Regions from separate parts of the Homo sapiens genome. Here region 2 is linked to region 1. A link is a contact called in ENCODE Hi-C or POLR2A ChIA-PET data. All regions are on one chromosome and are shown on one strand. Each heading gives the region's core, a stretch centred on a gene start or an enhancer-like site at or near the end of the contact. The rest is flanking DNA. Distances are from core to core; before and after follow the strand shown. Region 1 overlaps NRCAM (neuronal cell adhesion molecule). Region 2 overlaps PNPLA8 (patatin like domain 8, phospholipase A2).

Region 1 (6,748 bases), core at 2,247-4,746:
AGGTTGTACTTGCTGGGAACAAGAGCCACAGGGCAGTGCCCCTGCCTTTTGGTGGCACTGTTCTGGTCATTTTGGTGAACCTCAAAATTAAAGTCTATGGGTCACGAATCTAGACTTATTTCATCACGAGTTCTGATTCTAATAATCCCAGAAAACAGTTAAGAACTACAAGCCAAAAGTACAGCAAGGAAAAGAAATCAAATCCAGTAAGTATATGCAAGAAGCTATTTGCAAAGGTCACGCATTAGCCCTTTGGTGTATAAATGCTAAGTGCTCTACATTTCATGTACTGGAGTGACTCAGGCAGTTTTTTATTTCCAGTTTCAAACCAGATATTTCTCCCCACTAGGCTACAATGGGAGGAGAGGGGGGAACACATAAAAGTTGCAGGATTCCTTCTACTGACTACTAGCACCAATTATTGCTGCCACAAAAACATAATGCCACTGTTTTCATCATTGTCTCACTATGGCATTATCCTTACCCAGCTATCTCCCAAGAGAAAATGCTGATGTCTTTCTTCAAACACATTTCAACTGCTCTTTCTGAGCCTTCAGAAACAGCTATCAAACTGAGCAGCCCAGAGTGGTGGGAGTGGTGAGAAGGGGGATAAGGTGAGATGTCCAGAGAAAAATGGCTGTGTCCCATAAGAATAATGAGGACAGGATGCAAGAGGCAGAAATGAGATGCCTAATCAATAAAGGCATCTCAATCACGGATGTGAATAAAACTCAGAGATAAATATCAGGAAATGTATAATTTAGCCTCCCTACAGAAATGTTGCACATTGAATTTAATATGCTTCCATCTGACCCCAGGACAGAGAGCACTGCTCAGACTTCATGTGGAAATGGAAAGCTGAGCAGTCGCCTGGGTTGAAAGAACAGAATGTTCTTCACTGCATTGTCATTCAGCTTCCAGGAATGCTGCATTTCAGTGGTAAGTAGTCATTCTGTGAAAAAGTTCATCACGATCACAATAGAGGGACTGTCCAAGTATGCTAATGTTTCAAGAGATGTCACTTAGTTGAAATCTGTGCCTTGCCTTCATGCTATGTCACAATGAAGAGGGAGGAAGTTAATTTGTATAAGAAAAGATTGTTCTAGTTTTCCAGATGACTACATATTGAATCAAACTTTACTGGTATAAAACAATAAAGAGGTAAATATTTTTTACTTGGAGTTAGATCCCTGTCTTGGTTTTTATAAGTTCTAGGCATCCCAGAGTAACTGCTTTATTCATGAGCTTTTAATCTTCAGCTTCATGGGGCAAGTATTCTTTCTGTGGGTGCTGGGTCTTCTTGATTTGACTGGTATCAACTAAACTCAGCCTTAAAATGATCCTGTAGGACAAAATTTTGATAGCTGTCTTTACTGTTAAATTGTATTAAAAATTGGCCAGGCATGGTGGCTCATGCCTGTAATTCCAGTACTTTGTGAGGCCAAGGCAGGCAGATCACTTGAGGCCAGGAGCTCAAGACCAGCCTGGCCAACATGGTGAAACCCTGTCTCTATTAAAAATGCAAAAAGTAGCCAGGCATGTTGGTATGCATCTGTAATTGTAGCTACTCAGGAGGCTGAGGGATGAGAATCACTTGAACCCGGGAGGTGGAGTTTGCAGTGAGCAGAGATCGCGCCATTGCACTGCAACCTGGGTGACAAGTGAGACTCCATCTCAAGAAAGAAATAAATTAAATAAATAAATAGCATTAAAATTGTATAACTATTAGGATTTTGTAATAAAATACAGGTTCACTTTTACAAATCAACTTAATTATAAGATAAAAGTCTTTTTACTCTTACCAGTTTTACTATTATCTATTCAGGATGTAACTACCCTTCTCCTAAGATGTACATATAACTTTAACAACTCGGTATTGTAAAGTCCAAGGGAAAGAACAAATTTCAAGTCATCCACAAAAACAGTCAGTAAATGACTCCAGCACCTTGTCAGGTTATTCTTCATACACAGCTTGCTGCCAAATGGGAACATGCTTTAAGGTGCAGCCTGGGCATTCTTCTTCCTCAGACTCCTTATGGTTACTACTAGGACCAAACTTACACGAATGTGGCCAGCAGAAAACTCATTTTACGAAGTGATTTCAGAGGTATCCTCTCTCCTCACTCTGGTTGATTATCAAAATGCCACCACTAGCAGCCTTGCATTTTAGCTCAAGGTTTTCAATGCAGGTAGAAGACAGATTTCCCAGGGAGAGAATGTACACATTAGGGTTAATGGCAAACGTGAGCAGTTTTTATGTGTGACACTGGATAAGGGCAGACAGAGGGCACTTCCCAAACAGAAGGATGTGGGATGGGCCTGAGAGTTTGCAAACCACAGTCCACAATTCTGGCTGCATGCATTTTTCTGAACATCACAGCATGCCAGTGAATGTGGGAAAAACTACTGAAAACTCTAAGTAGCTACGAAAAAAACTTATTTATTCTAATGTCAGAGGCCAAATACTTGAATAGCCTAGGGACATTCTGAGTATAAGTGTGCTTTAGAATTTTGGGAAGTTTCAGTCAGTCTTTGTGAGGCCAGGGAAACAAATTGGGAAGACTCAGTATTTAGTTTTGACAAGATTCAACCATTCACGAAACCAAAAAATGAGACATTTTAGTGGCTCTCATAGGACCTGACAACTAAAAGCTCTCTTGAGCCAATTAACAAAAGGCTAGCCAGAAAGACCAACAAGAAGTGTGTATTGAGAAAAGAAGAATCGAGCCTTTTCACTTGTTGCTCTAGAAGACAGAGATTTTCAATCGAGTACCCTTCACACGATGGAAGAAAGAAAAAATAATGCATCCAGCCAGAAAAACTCCCTTAGAACTACCTGAGAGTGGGCTAGGAAGTGGGAGAGCACCTGCTGTTGAGCCAAGCGTTTCCACCTTAAAAGGGCACCATGTACTTCCTCACAGTGGCCGCTGTTTTCCCTGCTCACCAGAAAACACCATTTTTACAAATAAACTCCCGCCCTCAGTGTCTTACTACCTTATAGATATCAGACAATATATTATCTACGAAAGAATTTTCCATACCTTACTGCTGATACTAGTATTGTACTGGTAAGCCACCATACTTAATACCATTACTAGTAACTCCTAGTTTCTAACAACTGTAATTTGGTATATGTCCCTGTCAGAATGGATGGTACTTACTATCACATTGCTTTACCTTGCAGGTGTTCTTTATGAAACAAGGACACTTGTAGAGGAGAGGGGTACATAAAAACTATATAAAATAGGTCATTTTGCTTCAACAAAGGGAGCTTTCTCTTAAAAGAGCCATTTGTACAAAATTAAGGCTATTTTGGTGTTGGTCATAATTACCTAACATCAATTTTGCTAGTCTCTGCTAATTTTCACTTTTCAGGGACTGTTCAAGCAGAACAAAATTTGTGCTATTTGATTTACAAAGCAACATTCTTAGTTTCCAGTCTACTAATTTGGGGATTTCTGATGGTATTTTGAAACACTGTAAGAACTAGTCATATGAAGTCAGTTTCAATACAACACAATGGAAGCAAATTCAGCTGAGGCATGAATCATTTCCTTTCAATTACAAAAGGACATCTCAATGGATCAGCCTAAGAATTCTCAGTAACAAGAGACAACATGCTCAAAGGATTTTACTATCTCAAAATCTTGTATACAATCTTCTTTCCTTAACTAAAATCCATGAGTTTATTTGTTAAATGAAATCAACAAGGTAAAGAACTGAATGTCTGAACAATCGTGCTCTCATAATTCCTTAAAAAAGCTATTATTGGTTGAGATACAGTTCTCTGAACTGTGTTCCAGATCTCCAAGTAAGATTATTTTTTCATCAAGTTCAGTACTATAATAGATGGCCTTTCAGAAGGCATCATAGGCCTAACAGGGTCCATTCTAGAGCTGATAATGCTGAATGGCATAAATAAGAATGGGGCGGACAGCGGGGTAGGAAATAAGAAATGGGGAAGGAATTTACAAAGCAGAAATCACATTTCAAAGTAACATTTAAACTTTCAAAGGAGATATTTTTATTCTTTGGACTCCATTGTGAGACAAGAAAAATCACTAATGGATGGTATACCCTCAGGAGACTTTTGATATATTATTGAATCAAAAAGAAAATTATTTTCTTGTAAATGATTCCCTATAATTTTTAATCTTTAGTCCCTTTATAAACATTTTTACTAGCAGTGCTTTGCCTCTGCTCTCTATTTTCTGGGCTTTATGATTCATGATTTACTTAAACAAAAATCTTATTACTATGAAAGGACATGAGGGCTGGTTTACTTCCCTATGTATTTGATCTATCTTCTTTGACATTGGTATGATTAATGTTTTTGCATCTATGTTTCTACTCTCTGTCTTTTATCATACTCTCTGGATTGAAAAGTATTAAATATGGCAATAATATTACATAATCACATTATTTAATATTATAATTCTCATCTTTAACTACGAATTCAAATGTTTTGAGAAGACAAACTCTTACCTTTGAAGAAGCTCTTAAGTTGTTCTTCCTTTTAATTCTTTAAACCAAACGTCTTCTTAGCATTGCTCTGTGGGTTAAAAAATGGGAGAAACGTTAACACGACATTGATTGTCATCAATCACAGCAGAGTGTCAATATATTAACTCCAACTGGCTCTCTTATGGGAAACACAATTAAAGAGAGAGCCCTGCAAGGAAGACAAATCATGACTAGATTTGCCAAAACATATCTCTGCTGGCTTCAATCAAAAGTGACAGCAGAGAAGTGACCAGAACTCTGGTGGACATCCCATTAAAGGATTCCAGCCTAGAGAATCACGTCTGATTCCTCTTTTCAGTTTAGAGGAATAAAGGTGTTTTTGTAATGTATCTATACAGTGTGGATAAAATACTTTGCTATGGGCTTATTATTATTATTATTTAAATTTTTTTATTTGGTAGCATAGAAATTTTTTAGGTTATGTTTGAAAGGCCCCAGGTTTTCAACAAGGGTCATAAAAAGAAGCTGGGAACAACCAAGATTTGAGGAGTGAGTTCCACCTGGGCTGTGACAAAGGCAGAGCAGTGGACAGCTCCCAAGTTCTGCAGTCTCCAACTCTCCTCTCGTCAGCCTCAATGTTTCCTTTGCAAATAGTCCAGCTGAGAATTAGCCAGAGAAAGAGAGGAAGGATGGCGAGTAGAACAATCACAGCTGAGCACATTAAGTTTCATTTTTTAAACAACCAATTCAGTGACACCCAAGGTTTCTAAGGGAGGATTTGTGTCTTTTTGAACTTTGGATTTCTGGAAACAGAAGTCGTACTATCAACCTCTGAAAAACCCTTCAGAGAAGAGAAACAAGTGTCAATTCAGGAACTCTGGACTGCACTCAAATATTAGGACAACTATGAAACACAAAATTATTCCGTTAATAAAAGATGCTTAATAATCTCAGCTGGTTTTGCTTATGTATGTGTTATAAAATATTCCCTGCATTAAGTTGCAAAAAATGTTAATTACATATAAAACCACCCTTAATAGATTTTCATTGCATGTGAAGCAATGATATTTTATCAGGACAAAATATTAATATTGTGGAGGTTTGTGATTTTTCCTTAGAATTGGAACCAATTTTATAGTAATATTGTTTTCACTTTTTAAAAAAAACCCTAGAGTTGTGTAGGAGAGCATCTATAAGAATTTTAAGATATATCTACAATAACAACTCAATTCAGCAAACTTATATTGAGCACTTAATACATATCCGCCAATTCACTGGATAAATCTAAACAAGAAAAAAATAAAATATAAATACTTCATGCTTCCTACCATGAGGGATCTCAGTCCACATGCTGATGGATTCCTAAGTTTTAATAGTTCTCAGCATAATCCAGTTCAGGGCAAAACGCTCTAAAAAGCACAGATATGTAATTTTGCATAACATGGTTCCATGGCATCACGTGGAAAAAACTATTTCATCCTTGCTTATATATATTATTGATAGGGCACTGCTACATTTTTAACCACCTTGTGGTGATGTAAACCCTGAAGGGTTTGCAAAGACCACCAAAAGACTGTATTAATTGTATTACCATGTCAGCAATTATGCCCAACATTTCTAGGAAATGACTTTTTGTTACATTCATTACTCTTGTTTTGACAAATGTGTCAATGGCCTTTCATTACCCCAAAACACATTTAGGTCAAGAGAATAGGGTAATACATCATTGCTAAGGACTATTTTTCCAATAACCAAGTAACAATTTAATTTTTTAACCAAAATGCAATCAACTTACCCTATTAAATAAAATCAGTCCTAAGTCAAAAGGTCAAGATAAGATTTGATGTATTTTTAAAGTAGCCTTCAGAAAAGACAGATAACATCCACGCGAAAAATGTAAGAAACCCAAAGCCCACAGTACACATAACAAATCAATTACAATAATAGTAATTCAATAGCATATAACACTAAAAATTCAAATAATTCTGAAAAGTGAATACTTGCCTTAGCCACTTATGGAAAAATAAAATAATAAACTTCCTGTTTCAGAGTAAATTGCTATGGATTGGGACACATTTTTTTGCTGGACTTTTTTGGCAGAGAAAGAGTTGTTTGGTTTTAAAATGAGAATTCATAACATTCAATGCAACTGAAAATCTGCTATTACAAGCAGTATTAGGTAAAAAGTATCAGCAGGCAAAAACTTGCAAAATCTCATTTGGCTTATACTTTTTAGTTCAACTCTAAAGATATTAGAGATGTTTACTCTTTGATTCTTGTGAGG
Region 2 (6,748 bases), core at 1,283-3,782, 190 kb after region 1:
GCCACCATCTGAGGTTAGCTTCCTTCTCTCAGTACTTATTCCTTCCTTCATATTGATGTCAAAGTATAAAGGACTCGGGTGAATACAGAACCAAGGAATTTAACAAAAAGATACAGGGTAGTACTTGAACATACAGAAGAGTGGTTGGCAAGTTGGTTATACCAAAAAGCAAAATCAGAGAGGTAAGCTAAACCTAAGAACAATAGGCAGGGCATGTACTATGAATTACAAGGTAACAGTAGAGATGGCAGGGAACTAGAGAACAAGCTAGAAGATTTTGGGGAAAAGGTTTGAAAAACCAAGCCAAAAAATCTAACCAACAAGTTGGAAGGAACTAGATAAACAAAGACTGAGTAGGAAGCATGGATGGATTGCCAGTAGTAAAAATAGAGCTTAATAGTGAAATTATCTCCTTCTGAACAAAGAAAGAATTTATTTCTTATATGGCACCAGAACTGGCATCTCCAAGTGAAGACATCAGAAGTCAGGAAGTTAATATAGCCTCATTTTGTAACCATCACTTTATCAAGTAACTAGTTGATATATATGGGTAAGATAAGTGTAATAAAAGAAAGCTGGCTGGGCGCGGTGGCTCACGCCTGTAATCACAGCACTTTGGGAGGCCAAGGCAGGTGGTTTACCTGAGGTCAGGAGTTCAAGACCAGCCTAGACAACATGGTGAAATCCCGTCTCTACTTACAACACAAAAAATTAGCCAGGCATGGTGGTGGACACCTATAATCCCAGCTGCTTCGGAGACTGAGACAGGAGAATCGCTTGAACTTGGGAGGCAGAGGTTGCAGTGATCTGAGATCGCACCACTGCACTCCAGCCTGGGCGACAGAGCAAGACTCTGTCTCCAAAAAAATAAAATAATAAATGAAAGCTAAAATTATAAAACACTGTCAAGGTTTTATGAGAATAATGGTTGATAAGCTTCTGAACTACCAAAAAGGTCTAAAAAGGCCAAATATAAAAATATAAATACTAAAATCAAATCAAATCAAATACAAAAATATAAATACCAAATCAAACCAAAGAACTGAAGTATATGTCAGAGTAGCACTTAGATTAATAAAGTATTAATTAAAACAATTTCATGTTTTATTTTAAAAATTTGATTTTATTTATATCAAATCTTTTTTTTTTTAATTCCTAAAGCTGAATTGAATCTGTAGTTTTTAAGAATCATGTTCCAGCTGGGCGCAGTGGCTCGCGCCTGTAATCCTAGCACTTTGGGAGGCCAAGGCAGGCAGATCACCTGGCGTCAGGAGTTTGAGACCAACCTGGCCAATATGGTGAAACCCTGTCTCCACTAAAACTACAAAAATTAGCCGGGTATGGTGGCGGGAGCCTGTAAATCCAGCTACTTGAGAGGGTGAGGCAGGAGAATCGCTTGAACCTGGGAGGCAGAGGTTGCAGTGAGCTGAGATTGTGCCACTGCACTCCAGCCTGGGCAACAGAGGGAAACTCCATCTCAAAAAAAAAAAAAAAAAAAAAAAAAAAGAATCATGTTCCTAGCCTTACCTTGTTCCTCCACCATCAATTGAGAGAATTCGGATTCCTCTCCCTTTCACTGGATCCACATAGCCAATTAGGGCCAAAATTTCTCTAACTGCAGCCTGAAGAGTTTCATCCTTAATTTGTCTCAGTCGTAATAAATATGGAATAATTCTTTCCTATATTGAGAGAAAAGATACTTTGTTGCTTTTGTCAAATCAAGACTGAAAATGTATGATTATTATTAACCAATACATGCAGTTCACCACATGACAACCAAGGTGACAGTGTTCATTACTTTCTCAGTAATCTTATAAGACAGATTAGTTTTTGATATATTAATGTCAATTTTCTAGATTACATTTGTTCTAATATTGAGGACAAAAATTAACCAATATTCAAAAGTTTTCATTAAAAGATGTAATACTTAACTAGAGAAAATATAATTTATAGAAATTTACAAATTATTATAACAAAAGGTTAACATTATAAATTTTGTATAATATTTAGTCCAAATCCTGAGATTAAGAGGCTAAAACTGATTCACAGTAACTACTAGAAGTTAAACTGTTATTAAAAAGAAATAATGAACCATCTTGTATACATTGCATATGGGATTCAAGGTTGCCTCATAAAAGAATACAAACAAATGTTAACAAAGGTAACTGAGGTGAGAAGGTAAAAGCAGGCCACTACAATTAAATAATCAGTTTAAATAAACCTGAGACTTCAAGATTCTAAGCACTCAACATCATATTGTTGATCACAGACAAGAGCTTAAATCCTAGAGTTCTATGTTGCTTACCAAAGATTCTCTAGCTTCTGTACACAGAAGCATCTTACATAGTCAGTACCGCAGGTTTAATGGAATGGCTGAGTGGCAGCTATAATTCTGCTGTGCAACCTTCTGTAAATCAAACAATTTTCCTAGGTATCACTCATTTTGTTTCTTTTTTATGATCAATCAACCTGAAATACTCTAAATTCTTTCTCAATATTTTTTCCCCTAATATTGAGCTGTGAGGCCCCACTAGAGGAACTTGAGCAATGGTGGAGAATAATGCAAATTTCCATTTCCGGTTAAGATGAAATACTCTGTTACAGATCAACGCTCACATCAACAACAAGAAAATCTTGATGAAATACAAGAAAAGTACCATCTGTTTAAAGGCATCAGACAGAGAGCTGCTGAAGCAACAAGAACAGATGGAGCCAAGAATCTGGAGAAGGAGTAATTGCTAGGAAGTGAGCTGGTAAACTATAGCTTTTCTTCCCTTGAGGCATTTGCTGATTCCAGGAAAAAGTAAAGGACCAAAAAAGTGAGTCTGACTCAGACAGAGGGCCCCAAATAAAGGACAGAGAAACCAGCTGATCGTTTAGCATCTAAGGGGTTTGGAGTGAAAAAAATGGAAGACCTGAAGGGCTTCAAACACATGGTTGGCTTTACCTCAAGACATTTGCTGAATTCTAAAATCATGAGGTGTGGAAGGCAAAAGGTAAGCCGAAGACCTCTGAAAATCAGAGTGGAAGGCTTTGTATTCTTGAGATTTTAGGACCCAATGAGATGGTGGTTAAGTGAACACACCCTGGAAGAATATGCCCAAAAATCAGGGCAAACTAGAGGTCTTACCCAAACTGTAATACAGCCTTGATCCAGATTTGACCCTAACTGAATTAAGGCTATCAGGGCTCCACTCAAATGCCAAACAGAAGAACAAATAAACCCCAGAAAAAGATATAATTTGATATAATCTAGAGCTTATGCAATTTTTTAAACTTACAATGTCCAGCATCCAGAAAAACTATAACGTATGTGAATCCAGTACCGAATTACAAAAACCAAGAATTGATGTTCATATTAGAATTACCACAAAAACATGTTGAAATAAAAATAACAAAATAAAATTATCAAAATATATCAGATACCTATGAATTAGTTAAATAAAATCATTCCAATGGAAGATGTAAAAGACACCCAACACTGAAAATTTTTAAAACACAGGAGGAAAATAAAGATGACCCGAATAATTGAAAAAATATGCCATATGTCATGGCTTGGAAACTCAACAAAGACCCAATTCACCCTAAATTGTTCCACATATTCACTGCAATCCCACCATGTTTTTCTCTTTTAAAAATTTTTTTGTAGATAAGGTGATTCTAAAATTCATATAGAAATATAACATGTCAAGAATAGCCATGCCAACAACATTGAGAAGAACAAGGTTGGAGGATTTATACTACCTAGGTTTATACAGCTGCAAAAATTGAGCCAGTGCACTATCAGCACAACCACACACAAATATACCAGTGGAACAAAATACTGTGTCTGGCTGGGCATGGTGACTCACGCCTGTAATCCCAGCACTTTGGGAAGCCGAGGTGGGTGGATCACCTGAGGTTGGGAGTTCGAGACCAGCCTGACCAACATGGGGAAACCCCATCTCTACTAAAAATACAAAACTAGCTGGGCATGGTGGTGCATGCCTGTAATCCCAGCTACTAGGGAGGCTGAGGCAGGAGAATCATTTTAACCTGGGAGGCAGAGGTTGTGGTGAGCCAAGATTGCACATTGCACTCCAGCCTGGGCAACAAGAGCGAAACTCCATCTCAAAAAATACATAAATGAAAAATACTGTGTCTAGAAACAGATCCATATATACATCTCATTTATGATAAAGGTCTTTTCAATAAATGGTGCTGAGTCAACTGGATAAGTGTATTTTTTAAAAGTCAGGACTTCTGACACACACCACACAACCAAATCTATTCTAGATGAATACTAGATAGAAGAGTAAAAGGCAAAGCAAGGTTTCAGAAGAAAACACAAGAAAATTTATATATATATATATATATATATATATATATATATATATATATATATATATATTTTTTTTTTTTTTTTTTTTTTTTTTTTTGAGACGGAGTCTCACTCTGTTGCCAGGCTGGAGTGCAGCGGCGTGATCTCAGCTCACCGCAACCTCCGCCTCCCAGGTTCAAGCCATTCTCCTGCCTCAGCCTCCCAAGTAGCTGGAACTACAGGCGCACGCCACCAAGCCCAGCTAATTTTTGTATTTTTAGTAGAGACGAGGTTTCACCACGTTGGCCAGGATGGTCTTGATCGCTTGATCTCGTGATCTGCCCACCTCAGCCTCCCGAAGTGCTAGGATTAGAGGCCTGAGCCACGGCGCCTGGCCAAAAATACTTTTATGACTTTAGGATAGGCAAAGATTTCTTAAACAGGACACAAAATACTAACTATAAAGAAAAGTATTTATAAATTGGACAAAATTAAGAATATCTGTTCATCAAAAAACACAAGAGTGAGAAGGTCAGCCACGGAATAGGAGAACGATTTGTAAGACATACACATACATACCGCACATATGACAAGTGAGTTACAACCGTAATATATTTTTAAAATTCTACAAATAATGAAGAAAAAGTTGGTGAACCCAATGGAAAAATAGGCAAGATCTGGAATAGGTACTTCACAAGGAAGTATAAACATGGCCAATAAACCCTGGAAAAGATGCTGAATATCATAGCTATCAATGAAATAAAAAATTAAAACCATAATTTAGTATCACTTAACACCCAACAAAACTGCTCAAATTAAAAAGATTTAAAAAGGTTGGGCACAGTGGCTCACGGCTGTAATCCCAATACTTTGGGAGGCCGAAGTGGGCAGATTACTTGAGGTCAGGAGTTGGAGACCAGCCTGACCAACAGGGTGAAACCCCGTCTCTACTAAAAAACCAAAAATTAGCAGGGTGTGGTGGTGCGCACCTGTAATCCCAGCTACTCGGGAGGCTGAGGCAGGAGAACTGCTTGAACCCAGGAGGCGGAGGTTGCAGCAAGCCGAGATCGCACCACTGCACTCCAGCCTGGACAACAGAGCGACACTCAGTCTCAAAAAAAAAATTACAAAATAAAGTGTTGGAGAGAAAGTAGAACACAGAGGCCTCATAGAATTCTGGTGAAAGAATAAATTGGCACAAGCACTATGCAAAACCATTTGGCAGTATCTACTAACGTTACAAATATGCTCACTCTGTGAGCAGCAATAGTACTCTTAGGTATATACTCCAAAGAAACGAAGACCTATGTTTTCCAAAAGATATAACCCAGAAGTACTACTACTAAATATTCCCAAACTGCAAACCATCCAAATGTCTAGCAATAGAGGGAAAAATGAAAAGTATACCCAACAATATAGAAGGTTCTCACAAACATAATATTGAGTGAAAAAAAAAACCAGACATATAAGAACACATGCTGTATAATTCATAGAACATGCAAAAAGAGGCACAACTAAATTATGCTGCTAGAATTCTGAAAAACTGATCAACCTTTTTGGGAACAGTATTTGGAGTGTTCATAAGATTGTTTCTCATTCAGGGTGGTGGTTATATAGATGTATTTCATGTGTGAAAAATCATGGAACTGTAAACTTACGATTTGTGTTGTTCTCTATATATAATATTTTTATAAAAAGTTTTTTAATAAACCCAAAGGATGTATGAATCCTTGTGACAAATTCAGCATTTTAAAAAAGAGAAGGGGAGAAAATAGATCATAGAAACAGGCTCGGTGAGGCTGGGAGCGGTGGCTCACGCCTGTAATCCCAGCACTTTGGGCGGCCGAGGCAGGTGGATTACCTGAGGTCAGGAGATCGAGACCATCCTGGCCAACATGGTGAAACCCCATCGCTACTAAAGATACAAAAATTAGCTGGGCGTGGTGGCGGGCGCCTGTAGTCCCAGCTACTCGGGAGGCTGAGGCAGGAGAATCCCTTGAACCCCGGAGGTGGAGGTTGCAGTGAGCTGAGATCACACCACTGCACTCCAGCCTGGTGACAGAGTAAGACTCTGTCTCAAAAAAAAAAAAAAAAAAAAAAAAAGAAACAGGCTGGGTGAGGTGGCTTACACCTATAATCTCAGTACTTTGGGAGGCAAGGCAGGCAGATTGCTTGAGCCCAAGAATTCGGGATCAACCTGAGCAACATGGTGAGACCCTCTTTCCACAAAAAATACAAAAATTAGTTGGGTGTGGTTGTGCATGCCTGTGGTCCCAGGTACTCAGGAGGCTGAGCTGGGCTGAACCTGGGAGGCAGAAGTTGCAGTGAGTGAAGACTATGGCACTGCATTCCAGCCTGGGTGACAGAGACTCTGTCTCCCAAAAAAAGAAAAAGAAACACATTTAACTTAGAAAAACAAGGAGTCCATAATATTTTTTTTAAAGGTGC

The links. A loop is a pair of places that touch in the nucleus more often than their neighbours do. ChIA-PET counts read pairs that join two places held with the same protein, here RNA polymerase II (POLR2A). Pooled maps may share reads with other maps.
Region 2: a pooled map shows a loop between it and region 1 (2.2-fold over the local background). The contact joins two enhancer-like sites. A Hi-C loop is called at or near these places in 2 of 37 single-sample maps with no recorded cell type and 4 of 50 pooled maps. POLR2A ChIA-PET finds 5 or more read pairs at or near these places in 1 of 52 experiments (activated CD4-positive, alpha-beta T cell).

The regions. Positions count from the first base shown.
Region 1 is chr7:108,308,180-108,314,927 of GRCh38, forward strand. It overlaps NRCAM (neuronal cell adhesion molecule), which reads right to left. Exons shown (of 33, transcript NM_001037132.4): 3 at 4,486-4,552. Among named protein-coding and RNA genes, the nearest start is that of NRCAM, 140 kb to the right of the region's middle. RefSeq lists a silencer at 766-1,060. Within about 2 kb of position 3,497, at least 3 of the 41 ENCODE cell types and tissues checked have a DNase peak (open chromatin) inside an H3K27ac peak, as active enhancers do.
Region 2 is chr7:108,500,964-108,507,711 of GRCh38, forward strand. PNPLA8 (patatin like domain 8, phospholipase A2) reads right to left here. Exons shown (of 11, transcript NM_001256007.3): 5 at 1,528-1,679. Among named protein-coding and RNA genes, the nearest start is that of PNPLA8, 22 kb to the right of the region's middle. Within about 2 kb of position 2,533, at least 4 of the 41 ENCODE cell types and tissues checked have a DNase peak (open chromatin) inside an H3K27ac peak, as active enhancers do.